2 separate regions of the Homo sapiens genome follow, and region 2 is linked to region 1. Evidence: chromatin loops called from intact Hi-C (ENCODE). Cell type or tissue: PC-9. All regions are shown on one strand. Links, peaks and the distances in the headings refer to the core of each region. The heading gives the core; the rest is flanking DNA. Region 1 has its middle 11 kb from the start of XIST. Region 2 overlaps FTX (FTX transcript, XIST regulator).

Region 1 (15,957 bases), core at 2,860-10,859:
GCCACCAGATGGCAGCATAAAATCACCAAAGAAGCACTGAGCCTGTCTGCAGGAAAGGAGCCAAAGTTGTATACAGGGCAGGACCAGAATCTGATATAAAGGGGGGAAAGTCTGATTCATACAAGGTCAGTATCAGAAGAAAGGGTCAAAGAAAAGTGCTCAACCCCCTCTAATTTGAAGAGCCCCTCCCCCCACTAAACAGGAGTCTGTCCTTGGCTTCAGGGCTATGCCATTTAAAGAGGACTTTGATAAAGCCTTCAGGATCTAATTAGCAGGCTGGTGGGGGCCCTCCAAATCATCACCAGTGAAAAGCAGTTAAAGGGACCAGGACATATTATGGAAAAGAAAATAAAAGACCTGGGGAAGGGCTCTTTACAACTCAAAGGGCTGTCTGCAATGGGGGAAGTTGATGAATAGTCCTGTTGTGTGTAGTTCTAATAAATAAAGACGTCTGAATACTCTGAGCTGTCCAAAGATGGAACAGTTAACACCTCCAGAACTGGTGAATGCCAGTCTCTGAAGACCTGCAAGCCAATAGTGGATTTTGTGAGGATGCTACAGAGACAATCAACAGATAGAAAAGTTGTGCTATATGCCTTGTAAGGGTCTTCCAAATAGCCCCAAATCCTATGAACCTCATCACAGTACTTGGGCCATTCCTCTAGCCCTCAAACACACTATTTATGATATCCTTCAAAAGTGTATTAGGATGTTGGGAAAGGTTTTCTAGTTTATCAAAAGAGAACACGGGGTTATACATATTAAAGCTCAGTGAGTATATGCTTAACAATTGTATACATAGTTCACGTCAACATTAAAAATACTGTAAATGGGCTGGGTACGTTGGCTCACACCTTTAATCTCAGCACTTTAGGAGGCCAAGGCAGGAGGATCTTTTGAGGCCAGGAGTTCGAGATCAGCCTGGGCAAAATAGAGAGACCTCTGTCTCTACAAAAATAAAAAATATAAAAATTAGCCAGGCGTGGTGGTGCATACCCGTAGTTCTAGCTTCTCAGGAGGATGAAGCAGGAGGATTGATTGAGCCCAGTAGTTCAAGGATACAGTGGGCTGTGATTGCCCCACTGAACTCCAGACTGGGTGAGAAAGCAAACGCTACCTCAAAAAAAATTACAATCTATTAAAAACATCACCAGTGGCCGGGTGCGGTGGCTCATGCCTGTAATCCCAGCACTTTGGGAGGCCGAGGCAGACAGATCATGAGGTCAGGAAATCAAGACCATCCTGGTCAATATGGTGAAACCCCATCTCTACTATAAATACAAAAATAAGCTGCACATGGTGGCACACGCCTGTAATCCCAGCTACTCGGGAGGCTGAGGCAGGAGAATCGCTTGAACCCGGAAGGCGGAGGTTGCAGTGAGCTGAGACCGCGCCAAGCCTGGTGACAGAGCAAGACTCCATCTCAAAAAAAAAAAAAAAAAATCACCAGCAAACACTAGGGAGAGGGAGGAATTTTATTTCCCAAGGTATCACATTATAATATTAAAACTGTGCAGTTTTTATTAAAAAATTACAAGGCATACAAAAAACAGGAAATTATAGCTAATATATAGAAAAAAAGGTAATTAACAAAAAATGGTCCCTGAGAAAGTACCAACATTAAACTTACTAGACAAGGATTTTAATTAATTAATTAATGTGCTTATTTATTTTCTCATTTTTAGTTTTTCTAGTAGTTCTTTTTCAAATGTATTTTTAGTTCACAAATAATTGTATATATTCATGGAGTAAAATGTGGTATTTTGATATATGCATGCATTGTAGAATAATTAAATCAAGCTAATTACTATATATCTCAGCTCACATACTTATTTTGTGATGAGAATACTTAAAATTTACTTAGCAGTTTTTGAAATGTACAATACCTTATCACTATTGTCATCATGCTCTGCAATATATCTCAAAAACTTATTCCTTCTCTCTAACTAAAATTTTTATCCTTTGATCAACACATTTTTACCCTCCCTTCAGATTATTAACCACCAGTCTACTCCCTACAAGTTCAAGTTTTGAAAATTACACATACAAGTGAGATAATATAGTATTCATCTTTCTGTGCCTGGCTTAGCATAATGTCCTCCAGGTTCATATATGTTGTTGCAAATGACAGATTTTCCTTCTTTTTAAGGCTGACTAGTGTTCCATTGTGTATGTATACCACATTTTCTTTATACATTCATCTGTTGATGGGGACTTACCTTGATTTCATATCTTGACTATTGTGAATAATGCTATAATAAACATAGGAGGACAAATGTCTCTTCAACACACTGATTTCAATTTCTTTGAACAACACCCACAAGTGGGATTATTGGATCATAAGGTAGTTGTATTTTTAGTGTTTTCAGAAGCCTCCATGATGGTTGAACTAATTTATATTTCCACCAACACTGTATAAATGTTCCCTTTTCTCCACACCCTCACCAATCCTTAACTTTTGTCTTCTTGAAAATAGCCATTCTAACAGGTGTGAGGCAATATTGCATTGTGGTTTTGATTTGCATTTTTCTTTTTTTTTTCTTTCTTTCTTTTTTTTTTTTAATTTTTATTTTTTTGAGACAGAATCTCTCTCTGTCGCCAAGGCTGGAGTGCAGTGGTGTGATCACGGTTCACTGCAACCTCCACTTCTTGGGTTCAAGCAATTCTCATGCCTCAGCCTCCCAAGTAGCTTGGATTATAGGCATCTGCCACCATGCCCAGCTAATTTGTATATTTTTAATAGAGACGGGGGTTCACCATGTTGACCAGGCTGGTCTCAAACTCCTGAGCTCAGGTGATCTGCCTGCCTTGGCCTCCCACAGTGTGATCTGTAATCACACTGGGATTACAGATGTGAACCACTGCGCCTGGCCTTATTTATTTATGTTTTTAGACACAGTCTCATTCTGTTGCCCAGGCTACAGAAAGTGCAGTGGTGCCATCTCGGCTCATTGCAACCTCTGCCTCCCGGGTTCAAGTGATCCTCCTGCCTCAGCCTCCTGAGCGGGTGGGATTACAGGCACCCACCACCATGCCCAGCTAATTTTTGTATTTTTAGTAGAGAAGATGTTTCACTATATTGGGCAGGCTGGTCTTGAACTCCTGACCTCAAGTGATCCACCCGCTTTGGCCTCCCAAAGTGCTGGGATTATAGGTGTGAGCCACCACACCCAGCCTGATGTGCATTTTTGTGATGATTATTGATATTGAGCACTTTTTCATATATCTGTTTGCTATTTGGTTTTTGTTTGATTGTTTTTTGTTTGAGGCAGAGTCTCACTCTGTAGCCCAGGCCAGAGTGCAGTGGCACAATCTCGGCTCACTACAACCACTGCCTCCCGGGTTCAAGTGATTCTCCTGCCTCAGCCTCCCGAGTAGCTGGGATTACAGGCGTGTGCCACCATGCCTGGCTAATTTTTGTATTTTTAGCAGAGACGGGGTTTCACCATGCTTGCCAGGCTGGTATCGAATTCCTAACCTCAAGGGATCTGCCCACCTTGGCCTCCCAAAGTGCTGGGATTACAGATGTGAGCCACCGCACCCAGCCTGTTGGCCATTTCTAAGTCTTATTTTGAAAAATGTCTATCCAGGTCCTGTGCCCATTTTTTAATTGAGCTATTTGTTTTCTTGATATTGAGTTCTTTGAGTTCTTTCTGTATACTGGATATTAACCCCTTACTGGATGTATGGTTTACAAATATATTCTCCTATTCCAAAGGTTGTCTCCCACTCTGTTCATTGTTTCCTTGCCTATGCAGAAGCTTTTTAGTTACATGTAATCCCATTTGTCTATTTTCACTTTTATTTCCTCTGCTTTTGTGTTCATATCTAAAACATTATTGCCCACACCAATATGATAAAACTTTGGAACCATGATTACAGTGTAAGAGTATTCTGAATTTGACCATGTGTTTACTTTTACTGGTAAGTTTTATACTTTCATATCTTTTCATTTCATTCATTAATATCTTGTTCTTTCAGATTGGAAAACTTTGTTTAGCATTTCTAAGGCAGGCCTTGTTTGATGAATTCCCTCAGCTTATGTCTGGGAAAGTTTTTATTTCTCATTCAATTCTGAAAGACAGATTTGCTGATTATAGTAGTCTTAGTTGACAGATTTTTTACTTTAGCACTTAGAATATATCCTCACACTCTTTCCTGGCCCGTAAGGTTTCTGCTGAGAAATCTAATGGTAGCCATATTAAAGCTTCCTTGTATGTGATATGCTTCTTCTGCTGCTTTGAGAATTCTTTCTTAGTTTTTGAATTTTGATAGTTTGATTGTAATGTGTCTTGATGAACTCTTCTTTGGGTTGAATTTAATTGCATATTCCTGAGCTTCTTGTAATTCAATATTCTCTTTTCCCAGATGGGAACTTTTTGGCCATTATTTCTTTAAATAAGCTGTCTGCCTCTTTCTTGCACTCTTCACCATCTGTAGTTTTAGTATCCAAATAGTAGTTTTCTTGGTGGTGTCCCATAGACCTGTAGGCTTTCTTAATACTTTTTCATTTTTTTTCTTTTTCTTCTCTGACTGGATGATTTCCAATCATCTATATTTGCATTCAGTTATTTGTTATTCTGCTTGATGTAATCTGCTATTGAAGCATCTTTGGTATTTTTTACTTCAGTCATCATACTGTTCAGCTTGAAAATTTATCTGGTTCTTTTTTCAAGTTTTGAATCTCTGCTTACCTTCTTGTTTTGTTCATATTCTGTCTTCCTGATCTTTTAAAAATATTTGTTTTTTTGTAATTTGCTGAGCTTCTTTAGAACAATTATTTTGAATACTTTGTCAGGCAATTCATGTACCTCCAATTCTTCGTGGTCACACACTGGAAAGCTTCTTGTGTTTTTCTGGCAATATAATGTTTCCCTGATTCTTCCTCATCCTTGTAGTCCTGCAAAGGTGTCTGCACTTTTGAAGCAGCAGTCACCTCTTTCAGACATTATGGCCTGGCTTTGGCAAGGAAAGCCCTTTACCTAAGGAGGAAAAAGGGAGACATACTAGGTGCACTGTGGCACTGGGTCTAGACCATAGGAAACCAAATGCAGGGGCATAGTGTGGCTCTGGGTCTGGTGGTGTGGCGGCAGATAGGGGCCGAGTCTAGTCAGCTCAGGCATGCCTACAACATTGGCAACTGCATGGTCCTTTGTGTCAAGAGCTGTGGGAGTTTCGCAAAGATTATGAGGGCTGTTGGGGTCCTCAGCTATGTATATGTGACAAACAGCTAGGGTCTGGGACTGGCAGCAGTGGAGGCCAGAGCTGAAAGTGTACACATGCTCCACTGTGGAGTCTGGTTGCAGCAGCAGCCTGTTGTAGTCTCACACATGGTAGCAAGAGCTTGGGTCATATGCCGAAGCTGGGCCTGAATGTGAGCATAGATGTGGTGGTAGGTGCTGCAGGTTGCCCATGCCTGATCACAAGGGCCAGATGCATGGTGGCAACAGGGGTCAGGCTGTCTGCATGTGTGTGTTTGTGTGTGTGTGGCAACTGCAGGGCTCAACTGGAGGTGGGTAGGCATGTGCAGCATGGTGATAAATGCAGGACCCATGGGGCAGGACCAGTGGCTTATGCATGCACCACTACAGGAACCAGGGCTGGCAGCATGCAGTAGTCCTGCAGAGATCAGCCTTGAGTGTATGTGGGGTCAATTTCTGAGGTGAGGGGCTTTGGGGCTCTTTGCAGGCACAGGTGCAACAGCTGCACTGGGCCTCTGGGCCAGAGCACCCATGTAAGCAACATCAGGGGTGGCTTTGGAAAGGATGGTTGTCTTAGGCACCTGCGGTATATGAAGGCCACTGCAGTAGTACCCTGGGCTGGGACAACCACAACAGAAGCAGTTCAGGTGGCTTTGGGGAGGAGGGTGGTTGGTTAGGCACCTAAAGACTTCAAGGCTCCTGGGTTGTGTCACCAGGCTGAGGAAACTGCAGCAATAGCAATCCTGCCCTACATGGCTCCTGGGAATGGGGAGGGGAGGTAACGCCAGCACCTAAGACTATGAAGGTGAAGAAAACTGCAAGGCCTTCAGTAGCAAAAGTGGCAGGGGGGTTATTGCTGGTGTGCTGGCATTTGTTTTTCTCAGTAGTAAAAGCTGCTATGTTCCTCTGCAGGACAAGCTGCTGGGCTCCACAATTTCAAACACTGAGGAATCCTCAGCAGTTAAGGCTGTGGGGTCTACACAGCAGCTCCAGGGGCTGTTTGGGTCCTCAGTGGAGAAGTCTGCTGCTTTCCCATGTCAGGTAGGCCACTGGGGGTCACAGTAACTTCCACCTTTTGGCTGATTCTAAAAGAGCTCATCCAGGCCAGGCGCGGTGGCTCACCCCTGTAATCCCAGCACTTTGGGAGGCCGAGGCGGGTGGATCACCTGAGGTCAGGCGTTCGAGACCAGCCTGGCCAACATGGTGAAACCCTGTCTCTACCAAAAATACACAAATTAGCCAGGCATGGTGGTGGGCACCTGTAATCCCAGCTACTCAGGAGGCTGAGGCAGGAGAATCGCTTGAACCTAGGAGGTGGAGGTTGCAGTGAGCCGAGATGACGCCATTGCACTCCAGCCTAGGCGATAGACCAAGACTCCGTCTCAAAAAAAAAAAAAAAAAAAAAAAAAAACCCTCATCCCTTGTCTTTGTTCTCAGCTGTCTCCAGATATCTCAGCTATGCAGGTTACCCCCAGAGATCTGGGTGGGGTGAAACTGAAGCTAGTCATATAGGCAGTGTCCTAAAATACTGGCAAAACTGGTTCTATACCTTGCTCTGCTTTGTCTTGCAAGGCAAACTTAAGCTAGGGAGGTCCCTCTCCATGCTGAGCAGTGTCAGCATGAAGGATGCAGTGATGGAGGTGAAATGAACTTGTTCTTATTACCATTTTTGTGTGGCTCTTCTTGGGTTTTCTCTTCTACTGTATTGTTGTGTCACCTTAAGTGGATCCTAGCCTCTTCCAGAGATATTTTGGTTCATGGATAGTTGCAGAATTGTTCTTCACAGGGAGAGGAAGGCTGAATCTCCTACTCTGACATCATGCTGACCTCACTCCACTAGACAAGGAGTTTAAATTAAATATTTCAAATATGCTCAAAGACATAAAAGAAACAATAGACAAAGAACTAAAAAACACAGAGAGAATAATGTCTCAACAAACAGAAATTATACATTAGAAATAGCACTTATAAAAAGGAACCAAATAGAAATTCTGGAGCTGAAAATACAATAACTGAAACAAAAAAATTCATTCCAGGCATTCAACAGAAAATTTGAGCAGCCAATAGAAAGAAACAACTTGAATAGGTCAATTGAAATTATTCAGTCTAAGGGGCACAAATACAAATAATTAAGAGAAATGAAGAGAATGTGAGGGACCTATGGAACACCATCAAGATGCCAACACACACATTATGGAAGTTTCAGGAGGGGATAGAGTGAACTAGCATTAAAAAAAAGGGAGAAATAATGGTTAAAAAAACTTCCCAAATTTGATAAGACACATTAATCTACACATTAAAAAAACCTCAGTGAGCCAGGCCAACCCCAACAGCCCCAGGCTCCAGACCAGCTCACCACTAGGCCAGCCCCCACAGTCCCAATCTTCAGTTCTACCCCAGCAATCAGCTGTTCCCTGCAACTCTAGTCATTAGGCTGACACCCACAAACCCATCTCCAGGCCAGCCCCTGTGGTGCCAGGTTTCAGGCTTGCTCCAGCACCATGTCAGCAATGCTGGACTTAAACACCAGGCAGGCACCCACAGACACAGGCTCCAGGCCTGCCCAGCACCAGGCCAGTCCCCATGACCTCACACTCTAGCTGGACCCTGTGGCTTCATAGCTTCAGCAGACCCAGGGTCCAGGCCTGTCCCAGTAGACCCCTGTGCTGGATTTGCCACTACAGACACAAGCTTAAAGATTGCCCCAGTGTACTCAGGTCACAGGAACCCTCAAGTCATCCAAACCCAGGCCAGCCCTCACAGTCTTAGCCTCTAGGCCAGCACCTACACACCCAGCCTCCAGGCTGGGACAAGTGGACATGAGCTCTAGGCTGAGCCTGACAGCCCCGTGCTTAAGACCAGCCCCAGGATCTCCAGGCACAAAGTCAGTTCCCATAGACCTAGGCTTCAGACTAGACCCTGTGAACCCAGGCTTTACACCAGCCCTAGCACCAGGTTAGCCTAGGTTGATCCCAGTGGAAACAGGCTCCAGAAAACACAAGATCCAGGCTTGTTCCAGCAGACGCAGGGTCAAGGCCCACTGTAGTAGACGCCAATGGCGGGCTAGATCCCATGGACTGAGGCTTCAAGACTATATCTGCAGACATAGGATCCAGGCCAGGCCCTGTGGGCCCAGGACCCAGACCTGCACTATGGACTCAGGGTCCAGGCCAGCCCCAGTGCCAAGCCAGTGCTTGTGGACTCAGGCTCCAGGATCATCCCAGCACCTGCCCAGCCCCTGTAGATGTAGGTCTAAGGCCCACCCCATCAAGTGCTAGATCAGCCTCTGTGGACCAGGCTTCAGGCTTGCCTCTGGAGACACAGGTCTCAGCCTCAGACTCATGGACCCAGGCTCTGGGCTCATCAGTGCAGTCCCAATTAACAGGTTCACCCAAGTGGATGCAGGTCCAGACTCAACCCTGCAGTTTAGGAGTCAGGCCTGTCTACCTACTGACCCAGGCGTAGGCCAGCTTGTTCAAGGACTCCAGCAACAAGGTTTTCTTCAAATCACGCCTGAGAGCCTGCCAAGAATATTTGGATGAGCTGATTGGTGAAGGGCTTTCCCAGGCAAAGCATTCTATAAAAACTGAAACAAGTCCCAAATTGTTCAAATCCACAGACATCAACTTAAGGCAACAAGAAACATGAAACACCAAGGAGACATAACATCACCAAAAAAACACAATAATCTCTCAGTAGGCCGGGCACGGTGGCTCACGCCTATAATCTCAGCACTTTGGGAGGCCGAGGCTGGTGGATCACGAGGTCAGGAGTTCAAGACCAGCCTGGCCAAGATGGTGAAACCCCATCTCTACTAAAAAAAAAAAAAAAAAAAACAAAAATTAGCCGGGCATGGTGGCGGGTGCCTGTAATCCCAGCTACTCGGGAGGCTGAGACAGAGAATTGCTTGAACCTGGGAGTTGGAGGTTGCAGTGAGCCAAGATCGTGCCACTGCACTCCAGCCTGGGCAACAGAGGAAGAATCCATCTCAAAAATAATAATAATAATAATAATAATCTCTCAGTAGCTGACCCCAAAGAAATGGAGATGTACAGACTGCCTGGCAAATAATTCAAAATAATTATTTAAGAAAGTTCAGGCTGGCGCAGTGGCTCATGCTTGTAATCCCACCACTTTGGGAGGCTGAGGAGGGTCAATTGCTTTAGCTCAGGAATTCAAGACCAGCCTGGACAACATGGTGAGAACCCGTCTGTACTAAACATACAAAAAAAATTAGTCGGGTTTATTGGTGCACACCTGTAGTCCCAGCTACTTGGGAGGTTGAGGTGGATCACTTGAGCCCTGGGGGTGGAGGTTGCAGTGAGCTGAGATCTCACCACTGCACTCCAGCCTGGGTGACAGAGTGAGACCTACCCAGTCTCAAAAAAAAAAAAAAAAGTTCAACAGCTTAAATAAAACAATTAAAAGTAATAATAATGACTAAAAGAACAAATTTAACTGAGATTGAAATTAATTTTTAAAAAAATCAAACAGAAATTCTGAAGCTGAAAAGTAAAAGGAATGAAATGAAGAGGAAATCTGTGAACTCATAAGACTAGCAATTTGAAAATATATCATCAGAGGCTAAAGAAGAAAAGGAATGAAGAAAGCTTACTTCATTTATGAGATAACATCAACAGAACAAATATTCAAGTTATGGAAGTTCATTAAAGAGAAGAACAGGCTGGGCGCAGTGGCTCACACCTGTAATCCCAGCACTTTGGGAAGCCGAGGTGGGTGGATCACCCGAGGCCAGGAGTTCAAGACCAGCCTGGCCAACATGGTGAAACCCCGTCTCTACTAAAAATACAAAAATTAGCTGAGTGTGGTGGCAGGTGCCTGTAATCCCAGCTACTTGGGAGGCTGAGGCAGGAGAATCGCTTGAACCCAGGAGGTGGAGGTTGCAGTGAGCCAAGATCACTCTATTGCACTCCAGCCTGGGCAACAAAAGCAAAATTGTGTCTCAAATGAAAAAAAAAAGAGAGAGAGAGAGAAAGAGAAGAACAAAGGGGAAGAAAGCTTATTTAAAGAAATAATGGCAGAAAAAAAATTCAAATTTGGAGAAAGATGTAAATATCCAAATACAGGAAGGTCAAAAGTTTCCAATCAGATTCAATCCGAATGTAATAAGACTACATCAAAACATATTACATATTATAATGAAACTGTCAAAAATCAAAAACAAAGAAAAAATTATAAAAGCAGCAGGAAAAAAGAACCAAATAATATATAATGGTTTTTCCAATAAGGCTAGCAGATTTCTCAGCAGAGACCTTATAGGCCAGAAGAAACTTGGATGAGATGTTCAAAGTGCAGGAAGAAAACTGCCAACCAGCAATACTGTACTTGGAAAAGCTGTCCTTTAGAAATAAAGATGAGGTTGGGCACAGTGGCTCACACCTGTAATCTCAGCACTTTAGGAGGCCAAGGCGGGCAGATCACTAGAGGTCAGGAGTTCCAGACCAGCCTGGCCAACATGGTGAAACCCCGTCTCTACTAAAAGTACAAAAAATCAGCCAGGCATGGTGGCACACGCCTGTAATCCCAGCTACTCGGGATGCTGAGGCAAGAGAATTGCTTGAACCCAGGAGGCGGAGGCTGCAGTGAGGCAAGATTGTGCTGCTGCACTCCAGCCTGGGCAACAGAGTGAGACTCCATCTCAAAAACAAAACAAACCAAAACAAAAATAAGTGAAAGGTCAAATGCTCTAATAGTGTAATGGTGGTGGTTTGTGAATCATTTTTATTTTTAGTATGAAGGTTATAAGACAAAGCTATTAAAATAATAGTAGCACCTTGGGAGGCTGAGGTGGGAGGCTCGCTTGAGCTCAGGAGTTCAAGACCAGCCTGGGCAACATAAAGAGACCTTGTCTCTACAAGAAAATTTTTAAAAAATTAGATGGAATGGTGGCACATGCCTGTGGTCCTAGCTACTTGGGAGGCTGAGGTGGGAGGATTGCTTGAATTCAACAGGTAGAGTCTGCAGTGAGCCATGATGGCACCACTGCACTGCAGCCTGGGTGACAGTGAGACTCTTTCTGAAAAATAATAAAAATAATAATAGCTACAATAATTTGTTAAGGGATACGCAATATAAATATATGTAAATTGTGACATCAAAAATTTTAAATGAGGGAGGGAACAGAATAAAATGTAAAGTTTTTGTTTTTTTTGTTTTTTTGTGTTTTTTTGAGACAAGGTCTCACTCTGTCACCCAGGCTGGAGTGCAGTGGTAAAATCTCAGCTCACTGCAACCTCCACCTCCTGGGTTCAAGCGACTGTCATGCCTCAGCCTCCTGAGTAGCTGGGATTACAGGCACATGCCACCATGACCAGCTAATTGTTTTTGTATTTTTTGGTAGAGATGGAGTTTCACCATGTTGGCCAGGCTGGTCTCCAACCTGACCTCAAGTGATCCGCCTGTCTCGGCCTCCCAAAGTGCTAGGATTACGGGTGTGAGTCACCGCACCTGGCAAACGTAGAGTATTTTTATGTATCTAAGATAAGCTGTTATCAGCATAAAATAGACTATTATAACTATAAGAAGCCTTATGTAAGCCTCATGGTAAGGACAAAGCAAAAACCTATAGTAGATACACAAAATATAAAAAGTAAGAAATGAGTCAGACATGGTGGCTCACATCTCTAATCTTAGCACTTTGGGAGGCTGAGGTGGGAGTATTCCTTGATGCCAGGAGTTTGAAACCAGCCTGGGCAACACAGTAAGACCCCATCTCTACAGAAATTTTTTTAAAAATTAGCCAGGTTTGGTAGTGCATACCTGTAGTCCTGGCTACTCAGGAAGCTGAGGTGGGAGAATCACTTGAGCCCAAGAGGTGGAGGCTGCGGTGTGCCATGAGCATGCCACTGCACTCCAGCCTGGAAAACAAAATAAGACCCTGTCTCAAAAAATAAATAAATAAATAAATAGGAATGAAAGCATGCTAATAGATAAAATCATATAATTACAAAGGAAGAAAAGACAGGAAGAAAGAAACAAAAGGTCTACAAAATAACCAGAAAATAACTAACAAAATGGTAGTAGTAAGTCCTTACCTATGAATAATTACCTTACTGTAATTGGATTAAATTCTCCAGTCAAAAGAAAGAGTGGCTGAACGAGTTTTTTTATAGCCAAAAAAAAAAAAAAAGCCTCAGCTATAGGCTACCTACAACAAATGCACTTCACCTGTAGGAAAACACACAAAGTAAAAGGATGGAAAAAGATATTCTATGCAGATGGAATCAAAAGAGAGCGGAGTACATTGTATTTATATTAGGCAAAATAGACTTTAAGTCAAAAACCATAAAAAGAGACAAGGGAGATCACACTATAATGATAAAGGGGTCAGTTCATTAAAAAGACATAACAAATATAAATGTACATGTACCAGCCGGGCATGGTGGCTCATGCCTCTAATTCCAGCACTTTGGGAGGCCAGGGCAGGCAGATCACTTGAGGTCAAGAGTTCGAGACTAGCCTGGCCAACATGGTGAAACCCCATCTCTACCAAAAATACAAAAATTAGCCAGGTGTGGTGGTTCACACCTGTAATCTCAGCTACTTGGAAGGGTAAGACAGGAGAATTGCTTGAACCTGGGAGGCAAAATTTGCAGTGAGGCGAGATCTCACCACTGCACTCCAGCCTGGGTGACAGAGCAAGACTCAGTCTCGAAAAAAAAAAGTATATATATATATGTTTGTGTGTATATATATGTGTGTATATATGCATATGTGTATATGTATATATGTATGTGTGTATATGTATATATGTGTATATGTATATGTGTGTATATGTATATATGTGTATATGTATATGTGTGTATATATATATATATGTATATACACACACACACGCACCTAACATTGGAGCACTTAAATATATAAAGCAAATGTTAATAGATCTGAAGAGAGAGACAAACTATAATATAATAAAAGTAGGGAACTTCAATAACTCACTTTCAACAATGAACACATTCTATAGAAAGTAAATCAATGAGGAAACATAGGACGTTGTTTTGAGACCCCCCAGTTAAATTAAGGTTCCAGTACTAGAGTGGCTAGCAACCTTGACCTAGGGGAACATGAAAGGGAGTTAGACATGGGTGTTTACAGTGTGCCTTTCATGGGATACTTCTTTTACCTGGTTGACAGCCTAATGCCTAGCTGTCTGACCTGTAACCAGGAGAGTGCCCTCACACAGGAAACTTGTTTATACTGGCAGAGACCAGATCACTGTGACTTTTGTCTGACTTGTGTCCAATTTATGCCATGCTTGCCATCACTCTGCCACTGGGAGCCAGACATGATTTTCTCACCAGCATTCTGGGCAAAACTCAGCCTGGAGCAGCCCCGAGTTCTTCAGGTGAAAGGTAAAAAATCAATATGTACCACAATAGGAAACAAGTTCAAAGATTTTTACTTAGATTCTGGTCAGGTGGCCAGGCATGGTGGCTCACACCTGTAATCCCAGCACTTTGGAAGACCGAGACAGGCGGATCACCTGAGGTCAGTATTTCAAGACCAGCCTGGTCAACATGGTGAAACCCCATCTCTACTAAAAATACAAAAATTAGTCAGGTGTGGTGGCGCACGCCTGTAGTCCCAGCTAATCAAGAGGCTGAGGCAGGAGAATCGCTTGAACCCGGGAGGCAGAAGCTGCAGTGAGCCGAGACTGCACCACTGCAGTCCAGACTGGGTGACAGAGTGAGACTCCGTCTCAAAAAATAATAATAATATTAAAATAAAATTGTATTCAAAATGGATATTGAGGCAACATAAAATTTTAAGAATTTTCTACAATCCACCCATTGGTGCCTCAGCATTATATTTTAAGTCTAAAGCAGCTGTGGTTGAATGGTGAAGATATATTAACTTTAAAGAGAAAGAGAGGTTGTGGTGGTTATATTCGCAAGGTGAGAAACTGTGGTGGAAAGCTGGGGGTCGTAGTAGAAAAAGACATCAGGGAGTGGGTAGTCCTCCCCTAGGGTGTCAAGGGGTTGATGAATATAGGGGCTGGTGTTTCCTGGGGAAAGTACTAATCTCCATTAATTTTAGTAACATGTATCAGAGTCCCTTGTAGGTGTGGGATGTGAGGGTAACAGAGAGCAAGAAATGTACCAGAATCATGGGCTAAGCAAAAAAAGTCCTGTGTCCATTTGTGTCTTAGGAGAAGCAGTCCATGGACATCACTAGAGTGCAGATTTAGTGCAAGTGGGGATGTCCTCTGCAGCACAGAGGCAGAGTCATTCCCAACACCAACGTCTTGGGTTGGGTGATATTGTCTGAGGCAATGTCATACCCAGCAGTAAAGTTTTGAGTTGGGGCAATATCCTCTGAAGCTATGTCATCTCCATAGGTGAGATTTTGGGCCAAGACAATGTCATCTAGGATATGGGACTGGGTATCCTTTACAAGTGGGTACCCACTCAAGTAGATGTGGGCCTCAGCATTTTTCATGTTTACTTGAAACAATCAACTACTGGAGGGTTTGGGCCTCTGGTTCTAAACCAATTAAAGCACCCAAACCACTGGTAAGAAGACCAACGATCAACAGAATAGAATGCAGTTGCACCTGATAGAGTTTTGTTTTAGGTGGAAATTTAGGTTCAAATGGTACCTTATCATATGAGAAGCTGTCTGGTCTATGGGAAAAGCTATGGTTAATGAATCTGAGGAGAGTAAGTGTCTTTGATCTGGTCTCCAGCCTTTATGGGATGGGAGTAAGATCAAAAAATTATTTCAAAAAATAGATTAAGGCCTGGGGCAAATTAGAGAGCTTTAGGAGTGTATTTGTTGGACTGGAATTTGAAAAGAAATTGTTGCCAGGTGCGGTGGCTCACGCCTGTAATCCGAGCACTTTGGGAGGCTGAGGCGGGCGGATCACCTAAGGTCAGGAGTTTGAGACCAGCCTGGCCAACTTGGTGAAAGTCTGCCTCTACTAAAAATGTAAAAAATTAGCCAGGCATGGTGGTGGGTGCCTGTAATCCCAGCCACTCAGGAGGCTGAGGCAGGAAAATCACTTGAACCCTGGAGGCGGAGGTTGCGGTGAGCCAAGATCATGCCATTGCACTCCAGCCTGGGTAACAAGAATGAAACTCCATCTCAAAAAAAAAAAAAGAAGAAAAAAGAAATTGTTTGAAGATATCATTGTATCTCCCAATTAAATCAGTTATTTGGAATCTATCTTTTGTTTTATTTTTTATTTTATTTTATTTATTTATTTATTTGATACTGAGTTTCACTCTTGTTGCCCAGGCTGGAGTGCAATGGCATGATCTTGGCTCACCGCAACCTCCGCCTCCCGGGTTCAAGCGATTCTCCTGCCTCAGCCTCCCGAGTAGCTGGGATTACAGGCATGCGCCACCACACCCAGCTAATTTTGTATTCTTTTAGAAGAGACAGGGTTTCTTCATGTTGGTCTGGCTGGTCTCGAACTCCCGACCTCACGTGATCTGCCCGCCTCAGCCTCCCAAAGTGCTGGGATTACAGGCGTGAGCCACTGTGCCCAGTTATTATTTATTTTATTTTATTTTTTTGAGACACTCTTGCTCTGCCACCCAGGCTGGAGTTCGGTGGCTCAATCTTGGCTCATTGCAACCCCTGCCTCCTGGGTTCAAGTGATTCTCGTGCCTCAGTCACCCAAGTTGCTGGGACTACAGGCGTACACCACCATGCCTGGCTGATTTTTGCATTTTTAGTAGAGATGGGGTTTCACCATGATGGCCAGGGTGGTCTCGAACTCCTGACCTCAAGT
Region 2 (15,957 bases), core at 3,573-11,572, 260 kb after region 1:
AATAACACTCTCTTCAATAAATGATGCTGAAGAAACTAAATATCCACAGAAAAGAATGAAACTAAACTCCTCTCTCTCATCATATACAAAAATCAACTCAAAATGAATTAAAGACTTAAATGAAAGACCCCAAACTATAGAAATACTAGAAGAAAACCTAGAAGAAACACTTCAGATATTTGTCTAGGCAAAGATTTTATTACTAAGACCTCAAAAGCACAGGTAACAAAAATAAAAATAGACAAATGGGACTATATTAAACTAAAAAGCTTCAGCACAGCAAAGGAAACAATCAACAGAGTGAATAGACAACCTGTTGAATGGGAGAAAATATTTGCAAACTATTCATCTGACAAGGGGCTAACATTCAAAATACACAAGGAACCTAAATAACTCAACAGCAAACAAAAAACAAAACAAAACAAAACAAAAACAAATAATCCCATTAAGAAGTGGGCATAGGATTTTGACATTTCTTGAAAGAAGACATACAAATGGCCAACAGGTATATGAAAAAAATGCTCAACATCAATAATCATCAGGAACATGCAAATTAAAAGCATAAGAAGACATCATCTCACCTTAATTAGAATAGCTATTAGCAAGGCTGGGAGCAGTGGCTCATGTCTGTAATCTCAGCACTTTGGGAGGCCGAGGTGGGCGGATCACCTGAGGTCGGGACTTCGAGACCAGCCTGACCAACATGGAGAAACCCCGTCTCTACTAAAACTACAAAAAATTAGCCTGGCATGGTGGTGTATGCCTGTAATCCCAGCTACTCGGAAGGCTGAGGCAGGAGAATTGCTTGAACCTGGGAGGTGGAGGTTGTGGTGAGCCGAGATTGCACCATTGCACTTCAGTCTGGGTAACAAGAGTGAAACTCAGTCTCAAAAAAAAAAAAAATAGCTATTATCAGAAAGACAAAAATTAGCAATGCTGGCAAGGATGATGAGTAAAGGGAACTCTTATACACTGTTGGTAGGAGTGTAAATAGTACAGCCATTATGGAAAACAGTATGCAGACTTCTCAAAAAACTAAAAGTAAAACTTTTAGTTTTTTGCATATGATACAGCAATCCAAGTACTGGGTATTTATCCAAAGGAAAGGAAATCAGTATATCAAATAACTATTTGTACTTCCATGTTTATTGTGGCACTACTCACAATAGCCAATGTATGGAATCAACTTATGTATTCATCAATGGATGAATGGATAAAGAAAATGTGGTACATATACAGTGAAATATTATTCATCCCTCTAAAAGAATAAAATTATTATTTTCAGGAACTTGGAATAAGAGGTCATTATATTGAGTGAAATAAGCTAGGCACAGAAAGACAAATAGCATATGTTCTCATTCATATGTAGGAGCTAAAAAAAAAAAAAAGGATCTCATGGAGGTAGAGAGTTGACTGATGGCTTCCAGAGTCAGGCAAGCATAGGGGGAGGGAGCAGTGAAGAAAGGTTGGTTAATAAGTACAAAAATACAATTAAATAGAAGAAATAAGATACAGCATTCAATAGTACAGTAGGGTGACTCTAGTTAACAATTTATTGTATAGTTCAAAATAGCTAGAAAAGAAGAATTAGAATATTCTCAACTGTAAAAAAAGAGATAAATATTTGAGGCCATGGATATACCAATCACCCTGATTTAATCATTACACACTTTTGCATGTATCAAAATATCACATGTACCTCTCAAATACTACAACTATTATGTATCAATTAGAAAAAATATAGCCAAATAGGAAAGGAAAGTAAAATTGCTCTGTTTGAAGATGTCAGGTCTTATATATAAAAACACTATAAGACTCCACCAAAAACTTTCAGAATTAACAACAAATTTAATACAGATACAGGATACAAAATCAACATTCAAAAATTAGAATTGCCTATACACTAACAACAAACTATCAGAAAAATAAATAAAACAATCCCACTTAAAATAGCATCAAAATCAACATTAAAAGGCTAGGAATAAATTTAATCAAGAAGGCAAACAATTTGCATAATGAAAAGCATAAAACATTCATTAATGAAAGAAATGGAAGAAGTCACAAATAAATGGAAACATATCCCATGATCGTGGATCAGAAAAATTAATATTGTTAAAATGTCCATACTACCCAAAGCAACCTGCAGATTAAATGCAATCTCTATCAAAATCTGAGTGACATTTTTTACAGAAATAGAAAAAACAATCCTAAAATGTATATGGAATTATAAAGATCCCAAATAGCTAATGCATATTGAGAAAGAACAGCAAAGGTGGAGGCATTGCACTTACTGATTTTAAACTATTTTGCAAAGCTATAGAAATCCAAACAATGTAGCACAGGCATAAAAACAGATACCTACACCAATGCAACAGAACTGAAAGCCCAGAAATAGACTAACCATATCAACTAATATCTGAGTTAAGTTTAAGTTTCCAGGAATACACAATTAGAAAAGGACAGTCTCTTCAATAAATGGTTTAAGGACAGCTGGATATACACATGCAAAAATAAAATAAAACGGGATCCCTATTTTACACTCCTCACAAAAATTAACTTGGAATGTATTAAAGGCTTAAACATAAGACTTAAAACTATGAAACTACTGGAATCAAACATGGGGGGAACCTTCATGGCATTAATTTTGGCAATAATTTTTTGGATATGACACCAAAAGCACAAGCAACAAGAACACAAATAAATGAGAATACATCAAACTCTAAAAGATTCTGCACAGCAAGGGAAACATTCAAAAAAATGAAAAGACTACTGACAGAATAGAAGAGGATATTTTCAAACCTTATATCTAATAAGGGGTTAATATGCTTATAACATAAGTAACTCCTACAACTCAATGGCAAAAAAAAAATCAATAATCTGATTTTTAAATGGTCATATTACCTCAATAGACATTTTCTAAGGAAGACATACAAATGGCCAACAGGTATATGAAAAGGTGCTCAACAACCCTATTCATCAGGAAAATGCAAATCAAAACCATAATGAGCTATTGCCTCACACCTGTCAGGATGGTTTTTATTAAAAAGACAAGATATAACTATTTTTGGCAAAATCTGAATAAAATGGAATTCTTGTGCATGGTTGATTGGAACATAAACTGGCACAACCATTAAGGAAAACAGTACGGAGCTTCCTAAAAAAAATGAAAATAGAACCACCATATTATCCAGCAATCCCACTTCTGGGTATATATTTATTGGACAAAATCAGTAGCTCAAAGGGATATCTGCATTCCCATGTTTATTGCAGCATTATTCACAATAGCCAAGACAAGGAAACAACCTGTGTCTGTTGACAGTAATTGTTACAATTACTTATCCATTCATCTGTCAACAGACATTTAGATTGTTTCCATGTTTTGGCTATATATACAAAATGGGATATTAATCAGCCATAAACAAGAATGAAATCCTGCCATTTGTGACAACATGGATGAGTCTCGAGGGCATTATGCAAGGTGAGAGATGTCAGACAGGGAAAGACAAATGAGGTATGATCTCACTTATATTTGGAATCTAAAATAATGGAACTCAGAGAAACAGTGTAGAACGGTGATTACTAGGGGCTGGGTGTGAGGGAAATTGGGAGATGTCGGTCAAAGGGCACACACTTTTAGATATAAGATGAATAAATTCTGGAGATCAAATGTACAGTATGGTGACTATACTTAACAATATTGTACTGTACCCTTGAAATGTGCTAAGAAAGTAGTCCTTAAATGTTCATACCACACACACAAAAATATGTTAACTGAGTGAGGTGACAGAATGGTAACTAACTTGGGTGCAGAAATCATCTCACAACATATACATATATCTAATCATCAAATTGAAACCTTAAATTTACACAATTTCATTTGTCAATTATATCTCAATAAAGTTCAAAAAATATATTTCATATACTATGGAGACTATTTCAATATTTTGTGTGTGTGTATATATATATTTTATATAATATGTGTGCATGTGTGTATACATATATATATATATATATAAAAGAATAAAACCAAGGCATAAACAGTGATAAAACTAATGTACAGATCTTATATATTGTGGCAAAGTGGAAATAATGCACTAAGATGGGAAAAAGAAGAAAGTAGAAAAAGCTCTTTGTATTAGAGGCAATAAATCGGCATTAAAAGTTTAAAAAAAGAAACAGACAAAATTCCTAAAGTTTAAATGAGAAACAGAGTACTAAGGCATTAAGAAAGGCATATATAAAATTAATCATTAGGACAAAAAGAAAAACCTTCCAAATATGAAAACATATATATTTAAAAACACAGGCTACAGCTTTCATAGAGACAAACATAGCAAATACATCAAATTAGCCATAGTATAAAATAACAGATTTGTATCTAAATCTACAAGTCATATCAATAAATGTAAATAGGCTTACCTTTCTAAAATACAAAGCTCTACAACTTGACTTATAAAATAAGATCCAATCATATATTATATGCAAGAAACATACGTGAAAGAAGTGTTTTAGAAGGCTAAAAATACAGTAATGAACAAGAAAACAGTAGACAAATTGAAGCAAAATGAAAGTAGTAATAGTTACCTGATATCAGGCAAAGTAGAATTCAAGCCCAAAGGCATTAATCATAACAAATATCAATCTTAAATGCTATAAGCCACAATTAACAATCAAGGTATATAACTTATGAATGTCTATGCATCAAAAACAGCAACCACCTTGATAAAGTAAAACCTAATGAGGGTCAATAATATAGATAGAATATGTTAATAATTGGAGACCTTAATACATCACTCTCAGTTCATGACAGATCAATTAGGGGAAAAAATGACTAAGGAGAGAAAAAAGATAGACAACATAATCCTTAGGGTAAATGTTAGGGATATATATTAAACTATACATGCTCCTAATAGAGAATATTTGCATGAGTATTAGAGTAGTATATGGGCTCATGATCCATTTACAAATATTGATCAATTGATCAGCAAAATAATCTGCAATTTTATAAAATATAAATATTATAAACAATACAGGTGATAATGCAATAAAACAAGATATTACTAACAAAAACAAAACAAAAACACCCAGAAAGATTCTTCCACCTGGAAATTTAAAACATCCCATTAAACAAGTTTAGTGTGTGCAAGGGGAAATGCAAACTACAATGACAGAAGTTAATAAATTATAATAACAAAAAACCCACTACATATCAGCATCTATGGGATGTATGTAAAGCAGTGCTCAGAGGAAAATTCATTGAACTAAACACTTTAATCAATAAAAAAGCAAAGATTGAAAATATATTAATTAAATTCCAAGCATCAAAAACTGAATAAAAGGACAATAAAGTAAATCAAAATAAGCAAAGGGAAATAATAAAGCAGAAATCAGTAAGGTAGGAGACCTTTAAAATAAATTAATTAAACTAATAAACAAAATTCCTGGTTTGTTGAAAAGATTAAGAAAATTGACAAATCACTAGATAATTTGTTCAGGAGAAGTAGGAGAATGCACTAACAAACCAAGAAATATTCAGGAGGAAATAACTATTGAAACAAAAAATAATAATAAAATTACAATATTTTTTAGACCTCTATGCAAATAAATTTGAAAGCCTGGAGAAGATAAATAATCTTTTAATAAAATACAGACTGCCAAAATTGAATCCATTAGAGTTAAAATGTTTAAACAGAACAATTTCATAGAAGAAATAAAGTTATTAAGAAACTAGTTCACAAAAAAAAGCAACCGGTGCAGTTGTTTCACATGAGACTTCTACCAAAACATCAAACTTCTTCTTGAAAAAGAAGAAAAATATTGTAACTCCTTTCATGTACCAAGTATAACACACACTTAAGCTAGATAAGGACAGTATTAAAACAATTGTAGACCAATGTCAGTCAGAAAAGTCGATGCAAAAAAACTAAATAAGATACTTGTAAACAGAATCTAACAAGATGTGAAGAAAATAATACATCATTAGCAAATTGGATTTATAGCAAAATTTCAAGGTAGGTTTAATATTAGGAAATTCATTTATATCATAAACAATATTAATAGATCTAAGAGGAAAATTATTACTATCCCCACAGATACGGCAAAAACAATTGGAGAAAACGCCCATCCATGTTAAATGTAAAAAGACATCCAAGATAGTAAGAAATAAGCGATATTTTTAACATAATAAAATACTCATACCTTAGTCCTAAATCCAGTGTCTAATTGAATGGAGAAATACTAAAAGCATTTTCAATAAGATCAAGACAAAAATGCCCACTATTTCTGCTCTAATTTAACATTATATTAGAGGTATTATTCAAATGCAATCAGGGAAGACAGAAGAAATACAGATATAAATGTGGTTAATAATAATAGTATATCTGGAAAATTTCAAAGAATCAATGATAAAACTAATTCAGATAATAATTCAACTCAGTGAATAAGTAGAAAAAAACATTAAATTTAAAATTTATACCTTTATATTTATTTCACGAAAAAGTGAATATACTTAACAGTACTGAACTCTACACTTAAAAATGAATAAAATGGTAAATTTTATGTTATATGCTTTTTACCACAATAAAAAAATATATGTATTCATATCAAAAATAATAAAAGTGGGATATAATAGTAGAGAATAAAGATGGCTGACTAGAAGCAGGTAGTGCGCTCTGCTCTCATGAAGAAGAAACAGAATGGCTAGTAAACACTAGTTCTTCAAATGGATCATCCACGAGAACGCATTGGGACTCGTAACAGAAGCAACGGGACCCATGGAGAACAGAGAGGAATGAAGCAGAGCAGCCACCCACCTGGAACTGGCGCAGAGGCAGTGGAAGCTCACTACCACAGGGAAAGGGTGAGTGAGGAAGAGCCCCAGGGACCCACAATTCCTCCATTGACCTTTGCAATCCTAGGAATGGGAGATCCTCCCAACCCCCCAGGCCTCCAGACTGACACAAAGAAACACCTGGAGTCTGGGCAGAGCCGTCACTCAAGGTCATGTGAAGCCCCAAGGACCTTGGATCACTGAGCACCCAGGCACCAGCTTGCATAGACCTGCCAACAAGGAAGGACGGGCTCTTTCACATGCCCCTAGGATAGAGATTGCATCCACAGTGATGAGAAGCAGACGGACTGCAGGCCCCATCTCTGCAGCTCCTCACATGACAGGGCCTCCCAAATGGGGCCTGCAGCGCAGCCATTCCACCATCTCCTGAGCACTCGGGCCAGTCTTGGCTCAGCATTTCTCTGGGGTGGAGCTCCCAGAAGAAACTCACAGGCCTTCTTCCATTGCTGGGGCCAGGGTACCCGCCCTTGCTGCCCACAGGCTAGGGAGGGAACGAAGAGCCTGATTGCTTTCACTGACACCTCCAGCACATAGCACCTGTGCATCTACCCTATGTAGAAAGAGGACAGACTTATTTACACAAGAACCATCTCTCGCCCTGCTCTTCGGCAAGCAGGCTCCCCTTGCCCTTAACTGCTTGGGCCCCACACTGCTGGGGCCCATAGGATAGCTGCCCAGCCCAGACATGATCACTCTGATCAGCTGTGGCTCTGCATTTTTCTGGGGTGGAGCTCCCTGAGGCAACTGAGAGGTGTGGTTGCAGCCACCACAGTCCCCACCCTTACTGCCCCCAGGCTGGGGAGGAAACAAAAAGCCTGAGCCCTTATGCAAGCCTCCAGCATACCAGCAGCTACCCTGCAGAGGCAGCCAGAATGCTTCCTGCGTGACCCACCACCACCAGGGCACCCTCCCAAATGGGGTTTGATGCCTTCTGGCTTCCAGTGTACCTACTCAATCCCTACATGACTATTTCATCTGTGGTCCAGAGCCCTACTAAAATCCTTACCCCCACAAGCCTGTGATCTTCCCTTAGGCTCTCACTGCCTAAGTGCTCTGCCTAACCCTACCTAAGAGTTCAGCCAGTGACCCAGGGACCAGACTGCCCCTTACCATCACGACCAGCACCTGAGGAACCCCACCCCCCACCCCAACCTAGCTCCATCAGGACTCATACATGATGTTCAGCCAGCAATCTAGGGGCTGGGGAGTTAGAGAACTACCTACCCCATTCAAATTCTGCTGACATCTGACCACTTCCCTCAGAGCCTGAGGTCCAACTGACACAACCAGCTGATATCGCCATAACCAACACACAGACCCAAAGGCAGACTCACCCCCTTTTACACAAAGAAGTAATGATATCACATTGGAGAACAGGGAAGCTGTGAAGCTATTTATATTAATTAGGCTGAGTGATGAAGTTCTGCCCCAAAACCACTCCCATGGAGAGTCACGAATTAAGCAGTCCCCAAGGCTCTCAGCCACACTGTGGCCCAGAGACAGACTACAGTATGTGACTCATCTAAGAGTCATGAGCTCTGGAACCGGGTTGTGATAAGGCAACAGTTCATATTCTTGTCTCTTTACGACAAGGGGCTTGTGCAGCGCCCCACAGTCCCACACAAAAACTTCAGCACATTTCATTAGGAGCTCCTCACACTCCTAGCCACCTCCATTAGGGCTGGTGCCTGCACTTGACATAGGAGTATTTGAGGGTAAGCCAGAAGTTCCAGCTCTGCCTAGCTGTGTCCCCCTACCCCCACAGAACAGGAAGCACATGTCACAGAGAACTTCATGCTTCAGCCCATTAGCTGAAACAACACAGAGCACCTCACAGTAAACAAAGATCAGTTACATATCCATCTGTTGTACAACCACTAGCTCTGAACCATAAAACCATTGATAAAAGAAAAACTTCAGTTGAATTATATTTTTAAAAGTTTAATTTAGCAATGAACAATTTGTGAATTGGGCAGCCCCTAGAATCACAGCAGATTCACAAAGACTCCAGTGCAGCCACATAGTGGAAGATTTATAGACAAAAAAAGGGACATGACATACAGAAATTGGAAGTGAGGTACAGAACAGCTGGACTGGTTACAGCTCAATGTATGCCTTCTTTGAACATAGTTTGAACACTCAGCAGTATATGAATGGTTAAAGTATGGCCGCTGGGATTGGCTAAGGCTTAGCTATTGTTACAAGTGCATACTACTAAGTTAGGTTTTCCATTTTGTCTGCCTATTAAGCTAGGTTACAGTTCATCCACAAGGACTCAAATATAGAAGTACAGAGTCCTTCTCAGGCCATATTTAGTTTGCTTTAACACCATATACCAGCATGTAGGTTGAACTACACAGCCCAATATGAAACCTGCTGACAGAATTATGTATCAATATGGAAGTAAAGCCAAAAGACCCTCTCCAACATACTCTATAGTCACATCCTCTGTCAAGGAGGAGAAAGGGAAAGAAGAAGAAAAAACAATAATATACAGATTGAAAGGGGGGGAATTGTATCTATAGGAAAATAATTACAAAAATTAGAAATGCCAGTTATCTCCAAAGGAGAAAGAACCCACACAAAAATTCTGGCACCATGAAAAATGTGAATGTTGTGTCACCACCAGAAGATCACACTAGCTCTCCAACAATGGCCCTCAACTAAAATGGAAACTCAGAAATGTCAGCTAAAGAATTCAAACCATGGATTGCAAGAAAACTCAAAGATGTTCAAGACGAGATTGAAAATCAACAAAAAGAAACTACTAACACGATCCAGGAAACGAAGGAAGAGATAAGCACCTTAAAAAGAAATCAATCAGAGCTTCTGGAATTGAAAAACTTACTTAAAGAATATCAAAATGCAATTGAAAGATTTATCATTAGACTAGACTAGACCAAGCAGAAGAAAGAATTTCAGAGCTTGAAGACTGGCCATTTGAGCTAACCCAGTGGGGTGGGGGTGGGGGGAAATAAAGAAATAATTTTTAAAAATGAACAAACTAGGATATTTGGTCTCATACTTATGGTGGACGACCTTGATTTTCCACTTCTCTTCAGGGATGAGTCATGTGGTGGTAGAAAATGCCCTCGACCTGGAGGAGCAGTTTGCTCATCTGGACCTGAACTCCTCTGATAAACAGAGTGGAGGAAGTACAGCAAGCCAAGAGTGCTATATACCCCCTCACTTAAGGAACAGAGAAGGATCTAAAGGATTCCATGATAAAGACAGTTCAGATTGGAGTTGTAGCAAAAATAAGGATGCATATAGCAGTTTTGGGTCTCGAGATTCAAGAGGAAAGCCTGGTTATTTCAGTGATTGTGGAAGTGGATCAAGGGGAAGATGTGATGATCCTGGATGGAGTGACTATGATGGTATTGGCAGTTATGGTGACAGAATTGGCTTTGGCAAATTTGAATGGAGTGGACACAGTCATTGGTGTGACAAGTCAGATAAAGATTATTGGTCAAAACCACTTCCACCAAGTGAATGCTTGGAGCAGGTACTCTTTTCTGGAGAAAACACTGGGATTAACTTTGAGAAATATGATTATCTACCAATAGAGGCAACCAGCAGTAACTGTCCTCCACATATTGAAAATTTCAGCAATGTTGACATGGGAGAAATTATCATGGGGAACGTTGAGCTTGTTACACGTGTCCATATAAGAGACCACTTGAGCAGGCTTAGTGTGAGCAACAAGGCTGTTTATTCACTTGGGTGCAAGTGGGCTGAATCTGAGAAAGGAGTCAGCAAAGGGTGGTGGGATTATCATTGGTTCTTGTAGGTTTGGGATAGGCAGTGGAGTCAGGAGCAATTTTTTGTGGGCAGGGGATGGATGTTACAAAGTACATTCACAGGGGCAGGGGGGAATGTTACAAAGTACATTTGCAAGGGTGGGGAGGGTGTACTGTCACAAGGGCGGGGAGGAATGTTACAAAGTACATTCACAAGGATGGGGAATATCACAAAGTACATTATCACAAGGGCAGGGGAATGTCACGATGGCTTGACCATGGTGCGGCCAGCTCAGAGGACCTTATATTCCCGTCTTTTTATGTTAATAATGAAGAAATAAAACAAGAAAGATTAATGAAAACTTGAGGTGAAAATTTTGGGGGCGGTATGGAGGGGTGATGGGCGATGTTTCTCAGGGCTGCTTCAAGTGGGATTAGGGGTGGCATGGGAACCTAAAGTGGGAGAGATTAGACTGAAGTAAGATTTTGGGGTAAGGGGTGATATTGTGGGCTTGTTAAAAGCAGCACTTGTCATATAGAGTGATTAGTGATAGCCTGGATGCAGTTTTGTAGGAATTGAGAGATTAATCGGAAGACAAAAGGCCCGAATAAGAGATGGAGGAAGATAGGTATTACAGGACTAATGATTGGAACAAGCCAGGATACCCAGTTAGAGAGTGACCAGGTGGGTCCAGCATAATTAGTTGCCTGATTAGTGAGTTTTTGAGCTCTGTCTTTGAGTTTTTTGATGTTACCATATGCCAGGCCAGATTGATTTAAGTAAAAACAACACTCTTCATTAAGAAATATACAGAGTCCTCCTTTTTCAGCAGTGAGTAAATTGAGGCCTTGGCGGTTCTGCAGGACAACTGCAGCTAAAGAGTCAACCTGGGCTTGGAGGACAGATAAAGCTTGTGATATATCTGTAATGCTAGCAGAGAAGTCATTAGAGAGGCTGCGGAATGCTGTGACAGAGGTTGAGATGCCTGCTATTCCAGTTCCAAGTGCAAGAGTGGAGGCAGAAAGTCCTAGACCCACAAGCAAAGGGATTAGTGAGATGACTCTTTTTTGTCATGTTGGTGTCATGAGGGGGACAGGCAGTTGTTCATTCCCATCTACAAACTGGATTTTGGGAGTAAGGAAGACTAGAGTACATGTGCCCATCTAGCTGGCAGGTAGGCACATGTAGGTGGAAGAGCCACATAAAAAGAAGAAACCTTGTGTCAGGCAGAACTGGAAATGTAAAGTGAAAAGGTGAGAGGGTGTACTGAAAGAGGAGTCCTGCACCCCAAATCCTAGAGATCCAGCAAGGACAGCAGCTGTTAGAGGTTGTAATGGGGATTGATGGTGCAATTGTGTAGATGAAAGGTTTGGTTCTCATGGTATATGAGAAAGAGCATAGTATCTATGAGTAACCTTTCACTGCTATTGATGGGGCTGGGTATAAGCAAGCAAGAGGAGGAGTCAGGAGGAGAGTCAGATGAGCAAGCGGAGGGTAGCCAAGGATGGAGTGAGATGCAGGGTAGGTGTCTTCCTAAACAATAGTGACTGCCAATGTTTTTTAGTTTGTCAATAATGATAGAGGGCTTATCAGCAATGCGAAGTTGGAATGCTCCCATCTGTTTGGTAGTGTGTGTGGCTGGGTTCTGGAGATAAAGAGTAAAGGAACATTTGGACGGTGGAAGGTTGCCTAAAGGGATTCCAGTAGGCTGTGGTCAGGAGATGCAAAAAGGAGCAGCAACAGGGATAGTTGTTTGTGTGGTTAGGGGTCCAAATTTGGGGGGGGGTGGACTTGACATAAGGAGAAAGGTACCATAAGTAGATGCGGAGAAGTGTGGCAGCTTGTTGGTGTGAAATGTCTGGGGAGTTCTCACCAAATCTGTCTAGAAAGTAAAGAAGTTCCTCAGGAGGGTAAAGATGAGGTAAAGGAGGTTTGGAGGTGCAGGGAGACAGGAGAGGTAGCCCAGTCGGCCTGTAGAGCGGGGACTTGTAAGAGCAGGAAGAAAGGGAAACACATAGCCAACAATTCTTTGCTAGAGAAGGATTGGAGGCAGTGAGGAGAGAGTGGGTGAGATTGATAGTATGCTGGAGGTAACTAGGGAGAGGTAGATAGTGACTGGAGAATGGGGTCAAGGATAAGAGTAAGTAGAAAAGTAAAAAAAAAAAAAAAAAAAAGGACTTTATCAGGATAGAGGAATTGGAGTGTACCTTGCCACTGAAGAGCTTCTATCCACTCCCAGAGAGAGTTAAGGGTGGCGGTTTGAGGTAAAACCAGGAGATATCAGTTATGATGGTTTGGAGGAAAAGTGTAAACTGGCAGTGTAAACAAGGGCAGGGCATTTATGAGTAGTTGAGAATGGTGAATAGGAGTATGACTAGACAGAAGATAGTAGGGATGACAAGTTTTTGGGGCACAGTCCAAGTAGTGGGGGTGACTGTGTAAAGCCCTGTTGCAAAAAGTAGGGTAAGGATGAATAGACCTAATAGAATGAAGGGATATATTAGGCTCATAAGGGTTATTACTGTTCTTCAGAAATGCAAGTGAGTTTAAGGGAAGCAGGGGAGAGTACTTGCGATTTCCAGGAGGAAGAGGAGAGATCAGGCTGGCTGGCTGGCAGACACAGCTTTATTCTGGAATGGTGAACCCAATACAGAGGGTCCTGCAGGCAGACAGCAGTTGGGGTACTATAGATGACTAAGCAGGGTCCAGTCCATCAAGGTTTGAGGGGTCATATTCTTAACAGGAACTGATCATCCAGCTAGGGTGTCTTCATATTGCTGGGAATCTGGAGTAGGCAAGAAAAGATTAGCAGCCTGGAGAATTTCCTGTCTAGCCTGCTGGAGTACCAGAAGATAGTCGCCTAGAGGGCTGGTGTCTGTCAAGAGGTTGGGGCCCAGCAAGAAAGTACATCCGTATGAAAGTTCAAATGGACTATATCCTGTAGCTTCTTGAGGATAGGCTCTAATTCTAAGGAGGGCAAATGGTAAAAGTGCTGTCCAGTCTTTTTTAAGTTGGAGGCTGAGCTTGGTGAGGTGTGTTTTTAAAAGACCATTAGTTCTTTCTACCTTTCCCAAAGATGAAGGATGGTAAGGGGGTATGAAGTTTCCACTGGATGCTGAGAGCCTGGGAGACTGCTTACGTGACCTGACTAATGAAGGCCGGTCCATTATCAGACTATATAGAGGTCAGAAGGCCAAACCGAGGAATTATGTCTGACAGAAGGGAAGAAACGACTGTGGTGGCCTTCTCAGACCCTGTGGAAAAGGCCTCTACCCATCCAGTGAATGTATCTACCCAGACCAAAAGGTACCTTAGTTTTTGACTTGGGGCATATGGGTAAAGTCAGTCTGCCAGTCCTGGGTTGGGGCAAATCCTCTAGCTTGATGTGTAGGAAAGGGAGGGGGCGTGAGATATCCCTGAGTGGTGGTAGAGTAGCAGATGGAACACTGAGAAGTAATTTCCTTGAGGATGGATTTCCATGATGGAAAAGAAATGAGAGGTTCTAAGAGATGGGCCATTGGCTTGTAACCCACATGAAAGAGGTTCTGAAAGGATGATAAGATAGAATGAGCCTGTGAGGCAGGAAGGAGGAATTTTCCTTGATCCAAGAACCATTTGCCTTGAGTAGGAATGGATTAATAGGTAATAGTTTCATGAGTAGGAATGGATTAATAGGTAATAGTTTCAGTGGGAGAATAGGTGGGAGTGATAGATGAGAAGGAAGAAAACTGGCTGTGAGGGACAGATGTGGGAATACTAGCTGCTTCTTTTGCTGCATATCAGCATAAGTGTTGCCTCAAGCAATGGGATCTGGTGACCTCTGATGCCCCTTGCAGTGAATGACTTCAGCTTCTTTGGGCAGTAAAGCAGCCTTAAGGAGGATTTTTATAAAGGCAGTTGATGATGGAGGACCCTTGTGTAGTGAGAAAACCTCTTTCTGCCCATATAACAGCATGGTGATGTAGGATGTGGAAGGCATACTTGGAATCAGTGTAGATATTGACACATAGTCCCTTTGCAAGGGTGTGGGCCCAGTTTAAAGCAATGAGTTTGGCTTGTTGAGAGGTAGTGGAAGGGGGCAAGGCAGTAGCTTCAATGACAGATGTGGAAGACACTACAGCATAGCCTGCCCTTGCTGGTGACTGATGATTGGGCCTTGAAGAACTACCATCAATAAACCAAGTGTGGTCTGGATTAGGAACAGGAAAGAGGGAAATATGGGGAAATGGGGAGGATGCCACATGGATTAGGGAGATACAATCATGAGATTCAGGTTTGGTGCTGGGTATAAGGTGAGAGGATGGGGTGAAGTCTGTGCCAGGAACAATGGTAATTGTGGGAGTTTCAATGAATTGTGAGTAGAGTTGGAGGAGTTAGGGGGTGGAAAGTATATACACCAAGTGTGAGTAGGAAAATAGATGTTGAAAGTTATGAGAGCTGTAGAGAGTAAGTGGGGCATGGTTTGTGAGCTTGAGGTCCTCCAGAAGTATTGAAGCGGCAGCTGCTGCTGCACGTAGACATGAGGGCCAGCCTAGAACTGTGAGGTTAAGTTGTTTGGACAGGAAGGCTACAGGTCATGGGCCTGGATCCTGTGTAAAAACTCTGAACGCACAGCCTTGTATTTCAGCTATATGTAATAAGAAGGATTGGGACGAGTTAGGGAGTGCTAATGTGGGGACTGTTTCTAGGGTTGTCTTTAAGGAATGAAAAGAAGAGTGGGGAAAGGACTTAGGTCTATGGGGTCAGTCAGGTTTCCCTTTGTGAGTTTATATAGTGGTTTAGTTAGGATGGCAAAACCTGGTATCCAAAGGCGAAAGTATCCAACCATGCCTAGGAAGGAAAGGAGTTGTTGCTTTGTAGAAGGGGTTGGAGTTTTTGGAGATTAGCTGTACACAGTTAGCAGGGAGAGTATGTGTGCTTTGATGAAGGACTCTGCCAAGATAGGTAATGGATGGGGAAGAAATTTGGGCTTTAGAGGGGGATATATGACACCCCTTTGAGAATATATGTTGAAGAAGCAGGAGGGTATCTTTTTGGGAAGATTCATAAGAAGGGCTGCAGGCCAGGCGTGGTGGCTCACGCCTGTAATCCCAGCACTTTGGGAGGCCGAGACAGGCAGATCACAAGGTCAGGAGATCGAGACCATCCTGGCTAACATGGTGAAACCCTGTCTCTACTAAAAATACAAAAAAAGTAGCCGGGCATGGTGGCGGGCACCTGTAGTCCCAGCTACTCGGGAGGCTGCGGCAGGAGAATGGCCTGAACCTGGGAGGTGGAGCTTGCAGTGAGCCGAGATCTTGCCACTGCACTCCAGCCTGGGCAACAGAGCAAGACTCCATCTCAAAAAAAATAAATAAATAAGAGGA

Evidence for each region. Hi-C counts contacts between places; a loop is a spot of excess contacts. Peaks named below come from ENCODE experiments on the same cell type or tissue, not always from the same donor. Only the 100,000 strongest peaks of a DNase experiment are listed, where the experiment ranks them.
Region 2: it touches region 1 in a loop (5-fold over the local background); 3 of 110 quality-filtered maps call a loop at or near these places.

The regions. Positions count from the first base shown.
Region 1 is chrX:73,855,702-73,871,658 of GRCh38, forward strand. No RefSeq gene overlaps it. Among named protein-coding and RNA genes, the nearest start is that of XIST, 11 kb to the left of the region's middle. RefSeq lists an enhancer at 7,929-8,576. In PC-9, for the core only: no CTCF peak of the experiment used is centred there; a DNase peak (open chromatin) is centred at 6,710.
Region 2 is chrX:74,111,098-74,127,054 of GRCh38, forward strand. The region is part of intron 5 of FTX (FTX transcript, XIST regulator); the gene reads right to left. It also overlaps the pseudogene DDX3P1. Among named protein-coding and RNA genes, the nearest start is that of MIR421, 99 kb to the right of the region's middle. In PC-9, for the core only: no CTCF peak of the experiment used is centred there; DNase peaks (open chromatin) are centred at 7,664 and 8,364; H3K4me3 peaks cover 866 bases; H3K27ac peaks cover 2,383 bases.